2 separate regions of the Mus musculus genome follow, and region 2 is linked to region 1. Evidence: chromatin loops called from intact Hi-C (ENCODE). Cell type or tissue: left cerebral cortex. All regions are shown on one strand.

What was found. Peaks named below come from ENCODE experiments on the same cell type or tissue, not always from the same donor. Only the 100,000 strongest peaks of a DNase experiment are listed, where the experiment ranks them.
Region 2: it touches region 1 in a loop (8-fold over the local background); 13 of 42 quality-filtered maps call a loop at or near these places.

Annotation. Positions count from the first base shown.
Region 1 is chr7:71,408,089-71,416,088 of GRCm38, forward strand. No RefSeq gene overlaps it. Among named protein-coding and RNA genes, the nearest start is that of Gm36260, 32 kb to the left of the region's middle. In left cerebral cortex, a CTCF peak has its summit at 4,286 (motif pointing left); a DNase peak (open chromatin) is centred at 4,266; H3K4me3 peaks cover 353 bases.
Region 2 is chr7:69,489,907-69,497,906 of GRCm38, forward strand. It overlaps Gm38584 (a long non-coding RNA gene), which reads right to left and starts at 1,131. Exons shown (of 3, transcript XR_882201.1): 1 at 766-1,131. 4930402F11Rik (RIKEN cDNA 4930402F11 gene) reads left to right here and starts at 6,188. Exons shown (of 3, transcript NR_045940.1): 1 at 6,188-6,259; 2 at 6,756-6,820. In left cerebral cortex, a CTCF peak has its summit at 1,068 (motif pointing right); DNase peaks (open chromatin) are centred at 1,085 and 3,845; H3K4me3 peaks cover 352 bases.

The DNA.
Region 1 (8,000 bases):
CTGTTGTGTTCTCTAGGGAAGATTCCAGAATAAGATGGACATTGGAGATTCTTTCAGGGCCAGGAAAGTCGGGTGCTCTGATGTCTTGGGAATGGATGTTTGGGCTCTTCCTAAAGATGCTTCCTTTTCTTGTTTTCTTAAAATTTTATTTATAATAAAAAAAAACAAGCAAACAAACAAAAAAACCATGATGTTGCCTTACAGACAAATTGGGAATCAAGTATATAGAAGCCACAGAAAGCTATGCTTTCTCGGAATCTGTCTCTGTCTCTCAGTCTATCTGCCTCTCTGCCTGTTTCTCTGTCTATCTCCGTTTCTCTGCGCATCTCTGTCTTTCATTGTCTCTGTTTCTTTTTGTTGCTGTCCCTCTGCCTCTCTCAAGTGTGCCCGTGCTCCCACGATTGTGTCTGTGTGCGTGCTGGTGCATTGACCCACGCATGTGCCCATGAAAACCAGAGGCGGTCCTGGGGTATTTCTCCTGCTCATACTTCACATTAATTTAGAGACCATGTTTCTCTCTCTGTGAACCTGGTGCCCACAGACTTAGCTACGCTGGTTGGCCATCCAGCCCTGCCCCAAGGATCTGCCTGACCCTGGCTTCCAGCTCTGGCATTAGAGACACCAACTACTACCCTTGGTTTCCCATGTCCAGGCTTGGGCTCAGAATTCAGGTCCTCACTCGTGCACAGCAAGCGCTCTTGCTGCTGAGCCACATCCTCAGCCCTTGAGGTTTTGGTTTTCTTTTTCGTTTTGTTTTTTGTTTTTTTGTTTTTTGTTTTTTGTTTTTTGTTTTTTGTTTTTTGTTTTTATCCTCACCTGTGATTAGATAGACCCTTTCGTTTTCAGTTTGGGAACATTGAGATAATTGAGATGAAGCCCTCTAAATGTTTGGATGCATTCTTAAGAAGGCTAAAAGGGACACAAATTAAAGACAGTTACGCATCTGATTCAAACGGCTCACCCTTTACTCCACTCCAGTATTCCAGGAACCCCTATCCCCACCCCTATCCCCACCCCTATTCCCACCCCCTATCCCCACCCCCTATCCCCACCCCCGCTCCTCAAAAATGCCCAGAGAAAGAATGAAAGATATTTTATTTTCTCTCGCTGATGCTGGCAGGGCTTCACTCCTACACGTCTGAGTTGTTTTCATCTTGCCAATTACTTTGCTATTTGTGAATGTGGCTACATAGCTCACATCAAGAGCCGTGATAACTCATGTTAATTATTCAGTTTGTGTATTAATGTTTGACAAGAGGAAGAAGAACTTTTTCTTCTTTGATTCTGGTTATAAAATGAGGAAACACCAAACAAAGCAGAAAGTGGGCTTGTGTGAGGAGGGAGTTTGCAGACTGTAGCGTTCATGCCTTTAAAACATCGGGAGAAAATTGCTTATAGAGCATTTGCCTTTAAAGATGTCTGTTAGACACTCATCTGAGTCAGCTTGGGTATGTCCTGACCCTCTGGTCTGAGCTGTGTTTCTTACTCTACAGGGGGATCAGCAGAGTTCTCACCATAGGATGGGAATCCCCTTTAGTCTTGATGCCTGCGTTCTTCCATTTTATTTAAGATAAAATTCTACCAAATTAGAAGTTCTGGTGGCCACTTAGCATCCCCATAGAGAGCATGTAATGTAAATTAAAGTTGGGGGAAAACATGCAGAACATTCTGGAAGTTCAGAGCGATTAAACGGCATGGAACAAGATATATACTGATCTCTAATGGAATGACCTGGGCTGCAGAAAGAAACAGCTAGCTTGGCTCAGAAATCCAGGGTGGGAAAACAAATTGCTTAGATTTGATTCAATATCTAGGAACCTTTGAAGTGGTTCTGGAGCAACAAGTAAATCACTTCGTTTCATGCCTCGGAAGGTAGATCCTTCTCTTCAGTGCTGAGCGGGAGATGTGGGGAGGAAGGAAACCATTCAAGTGCGTTATCTGCAGGGCAGAAGTTGTCACAAAACTCTGAAAAACTCTGAACTCCTTTGCAAGCAGTTCACACTAAATGGGAGGCTTGGGACAGCCTGTCCCGCTCGCCAAGGACCTGCAGATGGGTCTAGGCAGAGGGCCACTTCTCAATGAGGAGTGTTAAGAAATCCGGGTCAGGTATGGGCACAATTTTGACATCTTGTTGAAATCGGTGTCTCCTTTTGCCTGCGATGCTAAGTCTCTACTCTGGGGTCTGACCCATGGCTCTGCAGTACAGTTTGTTTATCACATACAGGTCCTTAAGTTGGAGCAACTCAGGAAGCGAGGGATTGGAAAGGAATGGAAGGGCAAGGGAAAAAGGCAAAAGCAGAAAGGGGCAGGGGCAGGGGCAGGGGCAGGGGCAGACAGCCCTCTACTGCTCTACTAGGTATAAAATGTGACTCAGTTTCTTCAATCTGGTGACTAAGCACTTAATACCCATGTAAGCTTTACCTCTCATGGATTTGTGCCAGAATTCAGAATATAGCATTGTGGTATCTGCGCAAACACAACTAGAAGAGTAGCAAGAAAATCAGCCAGGTAAAGTGCTGTCTGTCCTTCAGTCTCCTGGTCCAAAAATACCCAGATTACCCCCATACTGAGACATAGATCCCTGTGATAACATCAGATCACAATGTTAGCTCTTGAGTTTGTTTCAACACTGCCTCTGTCTCTTAAGTTTGGGGATTCTATGTGCTACTATGCCTGGCCCATACTATTATGTATTTTTAATGGGATTCTTTTCACTTCCATTTCCAGGATGAACAACTGTGATAAAGTAGTGGAATACCAAAAATAAAACTTTGCCCGAAATGATTTCAGCTCTTTCAGCCTGGTCCTCTTAAAAAACAACATACAACAACAATCGACAGATTAAATACGTAAGATCACCTGAGAATCATGATTTTCCCCCCTCTGTGGTTTATTCAGAAGTCAATTTGAAAATTATGAGAATGTATAATAACAGAAAGGTTGAAGGAAAATGCTCCTAAGTTAGTTCCTGTGTTTGATTTACTTAGAAGGGACACTAACCCCCGTAGAAAGGTGGTATCAGCTACTCCCTGAATGTCAGCTGCAGGCTTGCTTTCTACAGAGTTGCCCATGAGGGACAAATGAGGGAACGAAAGCAGATAAGTTCCAGAAACAGTCTGTTGGGTTTTTGTTTGTTTGTTTGCTTGTTTCTCAAAAAAAAAAAAAAAAAAAAAAAAAAAAAAAAGAGTGACTTTCGCTTCACTTAGTGGCTTTAAGAGCCGGGTGCACAGACTAAGGTTACAAAGTAGCCTTGGCGTCCCTTACATTGTTCTTTACAGGCTCTTGACACAGGCTCTGTGACTAACAGAAAGAGGCGGATCTTGAAGCAGATTGATCTAGAAACAAGGGTCCCCGAGAGCAGTTTCACTAGCGACTTGGGAGTCTAGAATGAGCCCCCAGGCTCCTCCGCCTTCCTCATGCCAGAGCTGCGGAGCCAGGAGCCAGGCTTTCCACCTCAAGCATCAAGGGCTATTGTAACAGCAATGTGCTAAAGCGCCACAATGGAGGATTAGGATAGAGACCGGAGGACTGACCTCTACTAAAAATAAAATTTGGCTCCCCTTGGGAATTCCTTCATGGATTGTGCAACCATGTACAGAATGCTTCAGGGACCGGCATATTTTCTGCCTCCCCCAACCCCCCAACCCCCCTTCACCAACAGACTTGGTGTACTCTGCCGTCCACACTGAAGACCACAGCTGTTTTGTTTGGACAGGCTGGTCTCAAAGTTTGAGCTTGCACACAAAAGGCTTATCACCGACACCAGCCTTTCTCTGACAGCTGTTTTCTTTCCCAGCCCCAGGGCTTTGGTTAAAGGAAGAAAAAAAAGGGGGGGGGGTTGCTGAAGAGAGAAACCGGGTTATCAGTAAACTCCAGTAGATACCTGCCTTCGAGACCTGAGGGAGACTCTCACACACTTTAATGCCACGCCGAACAACTAGTTTGATAAACTATTCATTCTCTCCTTAAAAGATGGTGTGGAAGCTGAGCCCAAATTACTTCCTATTAAAAAAAAAAAAAAAAAAAAAAAAAAGGCGAGGTACATTACAAGGGCTGCTATGCACGGAAAAGCGTGCCTGTGATCATGAGTTTGTGAGGTGTATCGTATCCCAGTAGCATGAGGCTGGCTGGAGGGAATCAGCTCCAGGTATGTGCGTGCTGCATCTAGGAGAACTGATAAAATCAGGGTCCTGTCAGCTGTGTAAATTGAGAGGAAGAGCCAACTTCAGCGGCTTCCTTCGGGAAGGTTGGTTTTGTGCTGGCGAACTGCTCCCCCTGGTGGATCCGCAGCTGCCATGTTCACAGAACCGTTCTGCAGGGACCAAAGGCGGTTAGAGGCAAACCCTCTGGAGGAAAGTTAACTTCAGGGCGCCCTCATCAATTCCAGCAGAATCCCTCCTGTGTATCATTGAGACTCTCTTATCTTCCCACCTTGTCACGTCCTGTGTCTGTTCTTCTTACCAGGGTCTTGTTGATTTGACGGGCATGAAAAAAAATCTCTTTTTGGTTCTCTATTTTATTTTATTTCCCTTTAAAAGTAAATCTAGATATATACAAGAAGGAAATTACCCACAGAGGGAACATTTTATTGTGACACCACTGTTTTCCATACACCCTATCCACTGTTGGGCATCTCGTTCATTCATACCTAGGCTCCTTGTTGTACTTATATGTTCTATAAGTTATATGAATTCCTGAAGACCAACTTGTTCCCATTAGTATACATTTCAGTGCTGATGTAAATAATTGATGTTGTTGTTTTTACTAAGAATGTTTTCTGTGTGCCCTGCTATGCAAGGATAGGAGGTGATGTTAACTGGGCATGGACAATTGTCTAGATCAAGTCTCTCACTTTTGAACATTCTGTAAAGTCAAACTGCAGCCTCTTTTCGAACACTTTATAAGCCAAATAAGGAGGGATTTTAAATATTTATTTAACAAGACATATTTTAAATAACCTACATATGTAAATAGAACGTTCTTAGCCTGTACATTATTGCCAGGTCGATTCTCATGTTCTGATATATAATTAATTACAGGCTTATTCCTCTGTAAACCAAAGCAGGAAATAATTCAGAGATGCCAGGTCACCAATGCCAACGAAATTGTAATACCTTCTTTTCAGCAGAATCGGCAAAAGAAATGTTGAGACAGTAATATCTGAGGTGTTCCAGGGAAAGTCTGTCTAGACGGTTGCTTGTTATCCTCATTTTGTCGCTCTCTCCTGATGCCCTCTGAGTCCTGAGACCTTCTCTCTCTGCTACCTAGGTGAGCTTGGAATAAGCACCTTCTAAGTTGAAAGCGAACTACCACATGGGTTCTGCGGATTGAACTCAGTTCACTGGGATTTTTCAGCAAGCTCCTCTTCTCCACTCAACCATCTTGCCAGCCCTTACACTTAATTTTTGATTGTATAAAATAAGTGTATTGTTATTTAAGTCCATGGTGTCACAAGTGTGTCCATAAAGCCAAAAACCTACATAAAATATTAAACTCAAACTCTGTGGAGTATCTTACCAGCTCAACCTCAGTGGGTTAATATTAACTTCATAGGAAAATGAAGGAAAGGCGAAACTATGTTAGTCTGTAGCTAACAATACAAATGAAAAACACTTAGGAATAATTCGTTCATGTCACGAGGACACACCAACCCACTGAGTGACAAACCTCCATTAGCAGCCCTGATCACACTTTCCCACACTCAGCACTTAATGCTCAGTGGACACTTTTGCTGTACTATATCAATAGATACTTTAAAAAATTGGGCATATAAACTAAGGGGAAAAAACAAAGCTGTTTGGTAGTTTGAAATGATGACATTGGGTTCAAAAATCTATGCCTGCATTGATATTATATCTCAGTGGTTAACATATATTGTCTATAGATAAGGGAATGGGGCTTGTGGAATATGAATCGCAACAGCTTCTTAAGTGAGTGCCCTGGAATTACCAGAAGAGGGAAATTAAAGGTTAAAAATGGCTGTTCCCGTTCTTTCTTCAGCGAGGCCTGTGAGGTGAAGGTTGTGATTAGAACTTCAGTGCTAATCAAGGAGGCCTCAAGGAATTCCAGTTGGGGATTTGAGGTGGAACTCTCTATTTGCCATAACTGAGATGTTAGGTTGGGCTTTTCTAATGATATATTGATTAAGTTGACATATACAGATGAGTAAAGAAAATTAACTTTCTGCAGAAAACAAATGGGACAAAGCTGGTGACAGTGGTCCATGCCTGTGATTCCTGAAATTCTCGGTGGATCAGCACCCCGAGAATAGCCTGGGGTTCTGAGAGAATGAAGCACTGCTTCAACAGAAGAAGAATAAACTGTGACAAAAAGATGCTTGGAATACACAAATATCAGTGTGATTTATAGCTCTGACTGTGTCAGTGTTCTTGTTAACAGTTCTGTTGAGGGTGCGGGAGAATTTTTTTTCTTTTCTGTTTCTTATTCTGTGTACAGCCACCATGCTGAGAATTTATATGAAACACACATAAGAAGCTGTTGAAATGTGGAGAGGAGACATCAGACTGACCTCGAATTTCAGGGCACAAGGAGAGCAAGAAAGAGCCTGAGTTTCGCCTTTCCTTCATTTTCCTATAAGAACTATATCTCAAAGAGCCAAGGAATCTGGAGTCTCGATGGGCATAGACGTGATTGTCTCTCATGATTGTTTCCCCTCTCTTCTCTTGCCCTCCTCTCTCCCTTCTCTCTGTTAGATGTCAAAGAACCAGGAAGCCAAGAAAGAAAGAAAAATAAATAGCTGCTTAACTAAGCCAAGCACATGAAACTAACTTGAGGAGGAGACCCCAGGAGTTAATGTGGGGATCAGAAGCATTCAGTTCTGCAAGACAGACAAGAGCCCCACCGTGGGCTTCTGGAAGAATACACATTTGGAGCCAGGCAGGCACATCTGGCCCTCCCACACAGGGAAGCACTGTTGCAGATTTATCCCAGTTCAACTGCAGCAAGTGGCATCCTCTCTTCCTTCTCTCCCATCTGTCAATTGGAAGCAATAGAGGGGCCTGGGCGTCTTCTATCCCAACTCTTATTCCCTTTCCTCAACTAGAGTGGTCTCAGAGGAAGACAGTTAAAAAAGAAAGTTTAAGAACTCCATAGCGTCTCAATGTCCGTATTTCAATGCCCCCTTCTCCTCCTCCTCCTCCTCCTCCTCCTCCTCCTCCTCCTCCTCCTCCTCCTCCTCCCCCTCATCTTGTCATGTCTAGAGCAAGAATGAAACCAACCTGCAAGAAACAAAGCAACAAACAACACAGGACACAATCTATGACATAAATGTTAAAATTATCTGACCAAGATTTTAAAGCAACTATTGTGGGAATGATTCATTAAGCAATGTAAACAACCTTGAAACTAATAGATATAAGGAGCATGGAGAGAAAGAAGGAAGGAAGGCCTCCATGAAGAAATAGGAAAAACAGAAAAGTTCTGTCCTTCAAAAATCATAGATACAATCATAAGCCAGTTAGAAAATGCTTGAACTGAAAAAAAAAATGCAACTATCAGCATGAAAAGGCAGTGTTCCGGCAGGCTCTGGGGCAGAATGGAAGAGACAGATGCGAAATACAGGTGAACTGGAAGCCATGAAGATTGCTGATGTTTAAAAGCAAGGATACGGTCTTCAAAAAGTAGTCTGAAAAAAGGAAGGATACAATCCTGAAATACAAAAGACCTATCATTTGCATTATCAAAGTCCTCTGGGGAAAGAAGGTAAGGACTTGAGAAGTTTCCCTAATAAGTCATGGATGGGTGGACTTCTCTAAACTTAGAAAATTTATATATGTAAATTATATATATATATGTGTGTATATATAATTATATCATATATAATCATATATATCTTATTTATAAAAAATTGTAAAATAGAGTTTTAACCAGATAAAGTCAAAGAAATACACACCAAAACACATCACAGCTCAAATTTTGAGAGCTGAAACACAAATACACACATACCAATAACGACAGCGGAAGACACGTGTGTCCATCTA
Region 2 (8,000 bases), 1.9 Mb before region 1:
CATGAGTGCATGCTCAAGTTATTGTATATATGATGCACGGTTAAAATTTTAATTAAAGCAGTTAGCTACGATTCTCCATTTAGCAGCATGCAAAGTGAGTAATTATACTTGTTGAGAGAATCTAAAGAGCGTCGTGCTAGCTTTTGTGCAAGACTGGTCCATGAGCCCTGAAATAAACACCTCTGGACCACGAAGAAGTAGTCAAGGAGAAAATTCAGCAAAAATAGATGATAGATAGACAGATAGATAGATAGATAGATAGATAGATAGATAGATAGATAGATAAGTGTATGTGACTCCTAACCATTACCCTGCTTGGCAATGTAGCATTCATGAGTCATGTTTCTAATTGATATTACAAAAGATCTAATGTCCTTCTTGTGTCATGCACATGCCTGCAGATGTATTTTAGCCAACAAATTTTTAAAGCAATATGTGATCACCCTTCCATAAGATGAGAACCTTCAACCGGGAACATCTGCAGAGTGTCTAAAGGGAGTGTTTGTACAGACAGTTTTAATTTTAAAGTCCTGTTTAAAAGAAAACTGTGTTGGATACTTTAGGATTACATTGATCATGCAAAAATGATTGTGGTCATGGGATGTATTCATTCCTAGCGTGGAAGGATGCATTTAGTTTATGGAGAAACTAAAATATTTTTTGCGAAGTGGAAGGAAGAAAAAGACAAAAAGTAAAAGTCCCTCAGCGTAGAGCAAAGTGGGAGAAAGAATAGTCCTCCTGATGCTCAGCGCACTGGTGACTCACCTTCCTCAGTGAATTTGCCCGAGAATTTTCCTCGGCTCCATTTTCTCAGCCAAGTTTGCGGGTTTCTGATCCTCCATCATCACGACCCTCCACTATGAGAGAGCACCTGGAGAGTGTCATTGATCACTACATTTAAACTAGCACGTTTCGCCAATAAATAATTGTTTCTTGATTAATAACTAGAATTGGGTTCATACTTTTTATTTTCTTCATATAAAATCAGTGAACCTCATAATCTGCCCAGATCCCCACATTAACCTGAAAAGGGCTTACGAAGTCTCAGTTCAGTTATGGCCCTTTCTGATTTCGGCCACTAGGAGGCACTGCAGCCTGCTTTATGAGGGACCTGGGCTCTGGTGAAGTGAGTGTTGCACACAGCCATGGCTCCAGTGTCATTCCCTATTTAATGGCTGTCAGTGAGGGGGAAAGACAACGTGGCGGGTAATTAAAACCAAATTGCAGGCAGGAGATGACTGCACAAGAATGATATTGTCATTAATACTGATTTAACATGCACCTGGGTAAGGTGAGGGAGCGCGGCAAGGGAATTCACACTGAAGCCAGGGTTGCCTGATTTAAAGATGTAGTGTTTCCAGCTGAAGCATGTTTAAAAACTGAATAAAACCATCATATTATGACAGTAGAAATAAAACAGAAACAAATGTTCTACATATGTCTGAGAAAAGGGGGGAAAAAATCTCCATTTCTTCTAGCCCTGTGGACCAAGCATGTTTCTTGTCATCTGAAGTTCAAAAGTATTTTTGCTGACCGGTTTTCTATCATCATTGGCTCCTCCTGTGTGGGTTTTTTATCTATCCGTGGAGTTTTGTTTGCACTGTGGAAAAGGGACATTGAAGCAAACATTGCTGATTTGAACATACACACACACCGAGAGAGAGAGAGAGAGAGAGAGAGAGAGAGAGAGAGAGAGAGAGAGACAGAGACAGAGACAGAGACAGAGACAGAGACAGAGACAGAGACAGAGAGACAGACAGACAGAGAGAGGGAGAGAGAGAGAGAGAGAGAGAGAGAGAGAGATGTTCTGAGAAAGGTGATCAGTCCTGTGCACATTTTAGGAGATTTACATGGCATGTTCATGTGTTTTCCACTCATAATGAAAACTCTATTGCCATTGAGGTTTATAATGGAATCATCAATAAATAAATAAATTCAATTTTGCTTATAAGATACAGGGCTTTTGCCTTTCTGAGTTAAAAATCTCAAACACAGAACAGGCTAAGTTAAATTCCAATATCCTTAAAATTATTTGCCTTTGGAGTTTAAACCGATACCTACAAATCTTAGAAAACAGTTTCAATTAAGCATTCTGCTTAATTTAAGACAAGTGAGCGATCGGCCGTCGTAGGAAGTGTGCTCTTGACCAGTTTATTTCCGTGGCGAGGCTCAGGTGAAAATATACAACTGTCCCTTCAGCAGAAGAAAAGGCCTGGTTGTTCAGACCATGCACAAATTAAAACATCTTATTAAAGGGTTATGAGGCATTTCAGGGAGAGAGTGCACCAAAGTTAAACTTGTTTATGGAAGGGGATAAATGGTTATAATTTAGCCTGTGCCTGGAAGGTCTGTGCTGACTGATAAATCTCCTTCCGGTTTCACCTTAAATGAAACGTGTGCATTATAGAAGTGGTTATCCTTCTGCCCGGTGCCAAAAGAGATGAATCATTAGGGATGTCACAGAGATTTATAATCACACCATAAAGAAAGTAAATTCAAAGAGCATTCCTTCGGCAATAAAGAACATATTATAGACAGAGAGCTCACTGGACAAGGTCAGATAGGGAAAACGATCAAATGGTGGAGCTGCTGAATGTAGACAATCAGACTTGTTTTAATACCCTAATCATGATATTTTTCCCACAGTGCTTTGCTATTAACACTTTTAATGGGTTTCACATTGGCAGACCTTTTCTTTCTATATTTATTTGTTGGTTTGCTGTTTCATTCCTTCATTCCGAGCCATGGTAATTAGACAGCAGAGTTAGTAATCATGCAAAGAGAAAGAAAGCCTCATAATACTGCAAAAAAAATTTTTTTAAATGTGTAAATAAAAAAAAAAAAAAAAAAAAACCAAGGTAAGTGGGAACAGTCGTCCTTTTAAAGGAGTGTCTCTATACAATTGCAAGATTGGATCTGCCGGTGGTGGCTGGTTTTTAAGAGGATAAAGTAAAAGATGCTGCCCAAAAGAAACTTTATTTCACTTGCCCTTTAGAAAATGTCAAAGAAATTCTCCAATAAGGAGACTTTCTGAAACCGGGACTCTTGCTGGATGGTGACCCAGCTCAGGCCAGGCACTCTCTGACACCTCACCTCCAGGCAGGAGAAGAAACTGCCCTTTGGATGCCAGATGGAAATTCGTTTTCAAAATCTGTCCCCACATCTGAACTGCAAACCTCTGCACCGCCTCTCTCCACGCGAGTCTGAATTATCTGGGATCAGTAGCTTTTATGAGAGGAGGGGAAAAGGCCTGCCTGGTCTCGGAGGAGAAATTCGGAGACAAGGAGTATCCTTCCATTTCAGCCAATAGAGAGAGAGCAGAGCATTGAAAGCCCTGTTGTTAAGGAGACTTGCTGACATGAGTAAGAGGGAGAATTATTTGAAGGGAAGGGGCTGCTTTGTGATAATGAATACTGACTTAGGGACGGCTCTGGCCGGCAGGTCCTCATGTTCTACGTGGTCGGCACCAGGGCACATGTGTTGGGGACGTGCAGGGTAACTACGGCTTGCCTGCCGATTTTCACCCCATTTACTTTGCGATGGATCCTGGCATTCACCGTCTTCTGAATGGTTTTCCCAGGTTGCCGGTGTAACAAATATAATTTTTCAGCAAGATGGCTGCTGCCACAAGCGGGCTCAGAAATGTCCATTTTAATTAAACATTTTACTTTCAATTATGTTTCACAGTTTGCACATGGTGACACGGGCTTTCATCGCATGGACTTGCAGGCAGCTATATTACTACTGTTTGCCTAGGCAGGGAAAGTTCTGTTAGGGGGAAATGACTCACATATGAAGAAAAAAAAAAACAGATTTTCTTTAACTTGAGCTGGGTGAGGCTAATTTTAAAAGGGAGGTGGAAGAGGCAGAGAAGGAGGAGGAGGGAGAGAAGGAGGAGGAGGAAAAAGAAAAGAATGGTAGTCCTATGTTTAGACTTCTGACCAGACTCAGGTGCTCACTGCCAGAATTCCTCACAGTCCTAAGGCAAAAGTAGTCATTCTATGGTTACCCAGTGGGTCCCTAACAGTTGTCAGCAAGGAATTTGCCATCAAAATCTGTGAACGCTGTCCTGCCAAAGTCAAAAATATATTTTTCACTAAAACCAATCTCATAAATATACGTGTCCTCCTGTGTAAATCAGACAGACTTGACCCTTGTATCCCAGCTTCCAGATTAAGGCCCCCATTCAAGTGGAAGAACATTTTCTCCTAAAATGATCCATAAACACATATTTCAAGAAAACTTTTGAGATGTTTCCAGGCTAGGAAAATAATCTGGAGTGCGAGAAGACCGGAAGCTCATTCTCCGCTTGCTATGAAGCACAAACTGGAACGATTTCCAGTTTGGGAAGTGTTTGTGGCTCCATGGTGCTCAGTTTTTAATTTACAAAGAAACTTGCAGAAAGGTTGTGCCCAGAGCATCAGTTTTGTCTTTCCTCTTTTCTTTTCTTTTCTTTTCTTTTCTTTTCTTTTCTTTTCTTTTCTTTTCTTTTCTCTTCTCTTCTCTTCTCTTCTCTCCTCTCCTCTTCTCTTTTCTTCTTCTCCTCTTCTCTTCTTTTCTTTTCTTTCTTTTTCTTTTCCCAAAAAGTGTGTCTGAGAGGGTATTCGTGAAGAGGAATTAATCTATAAATACCAAATAATGACATTTAAAATTAAATATTTTGGGCAATCATTGACCCCAAGCAGAAATTGCCTTATGCCAATGTTCTTCAGGCTGGGGTCCCTACAAGTAACTTCTATGTCAACATAATGGCATAAGTAAGTATGGCAGAGACCTCTGTCCTGGTAAGGGGAAGTTTAACTGGGTCTTTCAGCTCCACTATTTAACACTGCCTTTGGTTTTCCTCAGGAATTTTGCCATGACTATCACATGTATCTGTCCCCCTCCCCAGCCCCCCTCCCTCCTTCTCCCTTCTCTTTATCTTCCCCTTCCATATTTTCTTCATAAGAGAAAAAGTTATATGTTACATGTACTTCTTAGAGGAACATTTTAAGGCAATATCGTCAAAGAATTTAGGTTTCTAAATTTAGATCAGCAGGAAATGAATTTACCAGTGCCACCAGTGAATGAGGCTGGGGTTAAGATTCACACCTGGCCTTTGCCCTAGAATGGGTTTTTAAATTTACATTCACAAAACAGCAACAAAAAAATAATTGCTCTCTCTCTCTCTCTCTCTCTCTCTCTCTCTCTCTCTCTCTCTCTCTCTGTGTGTGTGTGTGTGTGTGTGTGTGTGTGTGTTACTGTCTCTAACAGTCATTTTCAGAACCAGCATGTAAGACAATGGATACTGTTTCCTAGATGAAAGGGCTGGAGTCCTCAGGTGAACTCTCACTCTGGGGCTGCCCAGCTACAGATAAAGCTCAGGCTGAGCCAGGACTTCTTACACCTCCCACCTCCCACAGAGTTCTATGTGGAATGAAGAAATGGGTGATGCCCTTCATTTACAAAGTGAAGAGTGCTCCTGCACTAATTCCAGGGGGGCAAAGACTTACAACTTCAGCTAAATAAAAAACTACCAATAAAAAATAAAAAATAAAAAAAGCACACGTGGCCCACCCAGTGAGAGCATCCTACTGATCTCCTAGGGAAAACAGGAAACCAGGATAGCCATTTAGCATTGTATGCAGACACCTATAGGTGCATCTATTTAGAAGGAAGAAATGCTTTTGGAAATGATTACCCAGTTTTGAAATTAACCTGTCCGTCAAAAGATAGACTTCTGGTAACCTAATAAATAGATTTTATTCCTTATTATTATCATTAGTAATGTCTTTGTTGTTGTTGTTGTAGCTGAGAGATAGGCTCTGGTAACAGAAATCTAGGATCTGAGCTCTTTTCCATCATTTAGCCGGAGTGAACCCGTGCAAAGAAGTTGCTTCTTTAGGCTATCTTTTGTCTTCTATAATATTCTGATTGCAATGTGTCTATGGAGGTATGTCGTGTCTGCTCTCGACCAGCAAGAACGACACGACACAGTCGGATTCTTCTCAACAGCCTTTATTGCAGGAATGCCTTGATGCTTCTACGGGGACCCCAGGCACCCAGGGAGCCCTGCTTATATGCACCCCAGCACAGGAGAAAGCTCCGTGGCCCCCTGGGATTGGTCAGTAGCACGGCACCCAACTTGCATGCACCCACTCGGGAGGGGTTGGCACCAAATTCTAATTGACGCCTGCGCAGTGGTGTTGTTTATGACAGCGGCAACCAGAAACCGGCGCCATCTTGGAGTTGGCTTCCCACAGAGGTATAGGATGATTAAGTAAGTGAACTCATGGAAAGTACTACACCTAGGCCTTAGCCAGCAGTCTACACTCCATAAAGGACACCCAATTGTTATTCCTATGCAGAAGCAAAGCAGCGTCATAGCTGCTCAGAAGAGCATGCAGGTAGTGTAGACCTGCTGATTTATGAGCCAACAATTACGAAACTAGAGTACACACCAAGTCCAGAGTTTGACATGAGAAAGCTTTCAACTGAAAATTTAGAATTAATTAAATACTGTTCTTGATCTTGCCTTAGACTGCTAATGTTACAATCCAGGATAAGGACTGCAATCAATATCCAATTTACATCTATATAGCTTTGTAAAAGCATGATAGGAAGCCCTTCCCCAAAAGGTTTTCTAGTTTGCCAGTTATTGTGACGAGTGATGCTATAAATAATTGTAGTCATGCCATTGAAATGAGACTCCAGGAACTAAATTTCTATGTGATCTGGTTGGTTTATATTTAACTTTTAACGAATTTCCCAAACAGGTTCCAGCCATTGCTATGGCACTCTACATTTGTGTGATAGAGCCATGAGTGTTCTACTTATGATGGTAAGGACTTTGCCATGGGTTCTTGGACCTCTGGAGAAGCATTTATTGCTATGCTACTATTAGATTTTCTTTCATTACTGAGTTGAAAGGAATCTTTATATACTTTTGAACAAAATTTTAAAAGTTATACATATAAGTTTAAATCATTTGATGATAAGATACAGATATACCCCCTTTGTGTCTCTTCATTGTCTTTTCTGAAGTAAAAAAAAAAAATCTGAATTTCAGTGCAGACCAACTTAAAGTAGTTTATGTGTTAGCAACATGTGCAATTCAACAAAACCTTTTTTTTTTTTTTCAATGCTTGTCTTATGCCCTATTGTCCATTTCGAGCTGGGTATGGTGAGGTAAAATTTACCGTCTGCATTCAGCAATTACTTGTCTTACCATCATCTATTTAAAAGGCAATCTTTTTTGTTATTGAAATACCTTGACATTTTGCTGAAAAGACTATCAATTGACCTTAGATGTAAATATTTGTTTAGAGAACATCCCATCTGTTATATTCATCTATATCCTTATGCTTGATCACCCTTATTGATTAATCTGGATTTATAACAAAATTTTTCAAGGTTATCTGAATCCTAGAGTGCAGAAATAGATTCCCTACCTTAATCCCAGGGACTAGAACTGTGATGAAATTTTACTCTTTTGCTATGTAACTTGGCAATAGTGGTACTGGATGTGCAATTAAGACAATTAATCTGTTGGTATGATCACAAAGCAACCTTTCCAAATCATATGACTCTAATCCACTCTCATGCATGCATCAAGACTTGAGTATCTTTGATTCACAGTAGGGCATGTCCTGAAATGTTTCCTGGGTGAGAAAGATATGCCCCACTGTTGCTTCTGCAAGATAGTGGGCAGTCTTGTGCCAGGAACTGAGGAAGAGTCACCAAGCAGAGTATACAACCTTCTATTGGCAGGATACTCAATAGCTGGGACATCATTCCTCCTGCCAGAGAGAGGTCCCCCAAGGGCAGGAGTAAGCACTGAAGGGAACCCCAGAAAAATGAGAACCAAGCTACTGGCATCTCAATTGCTAAGCCCAGAAACCAACCTTGAAGGCTTGGACTTTTTCTATAAAACACCCAAATGATAAACACATTTTGTTTTTAGAACTGGTAAGTTTGTGGCAATTTGTTTTGTGACAAAAGTAAGTTGGAAATTAATTCGG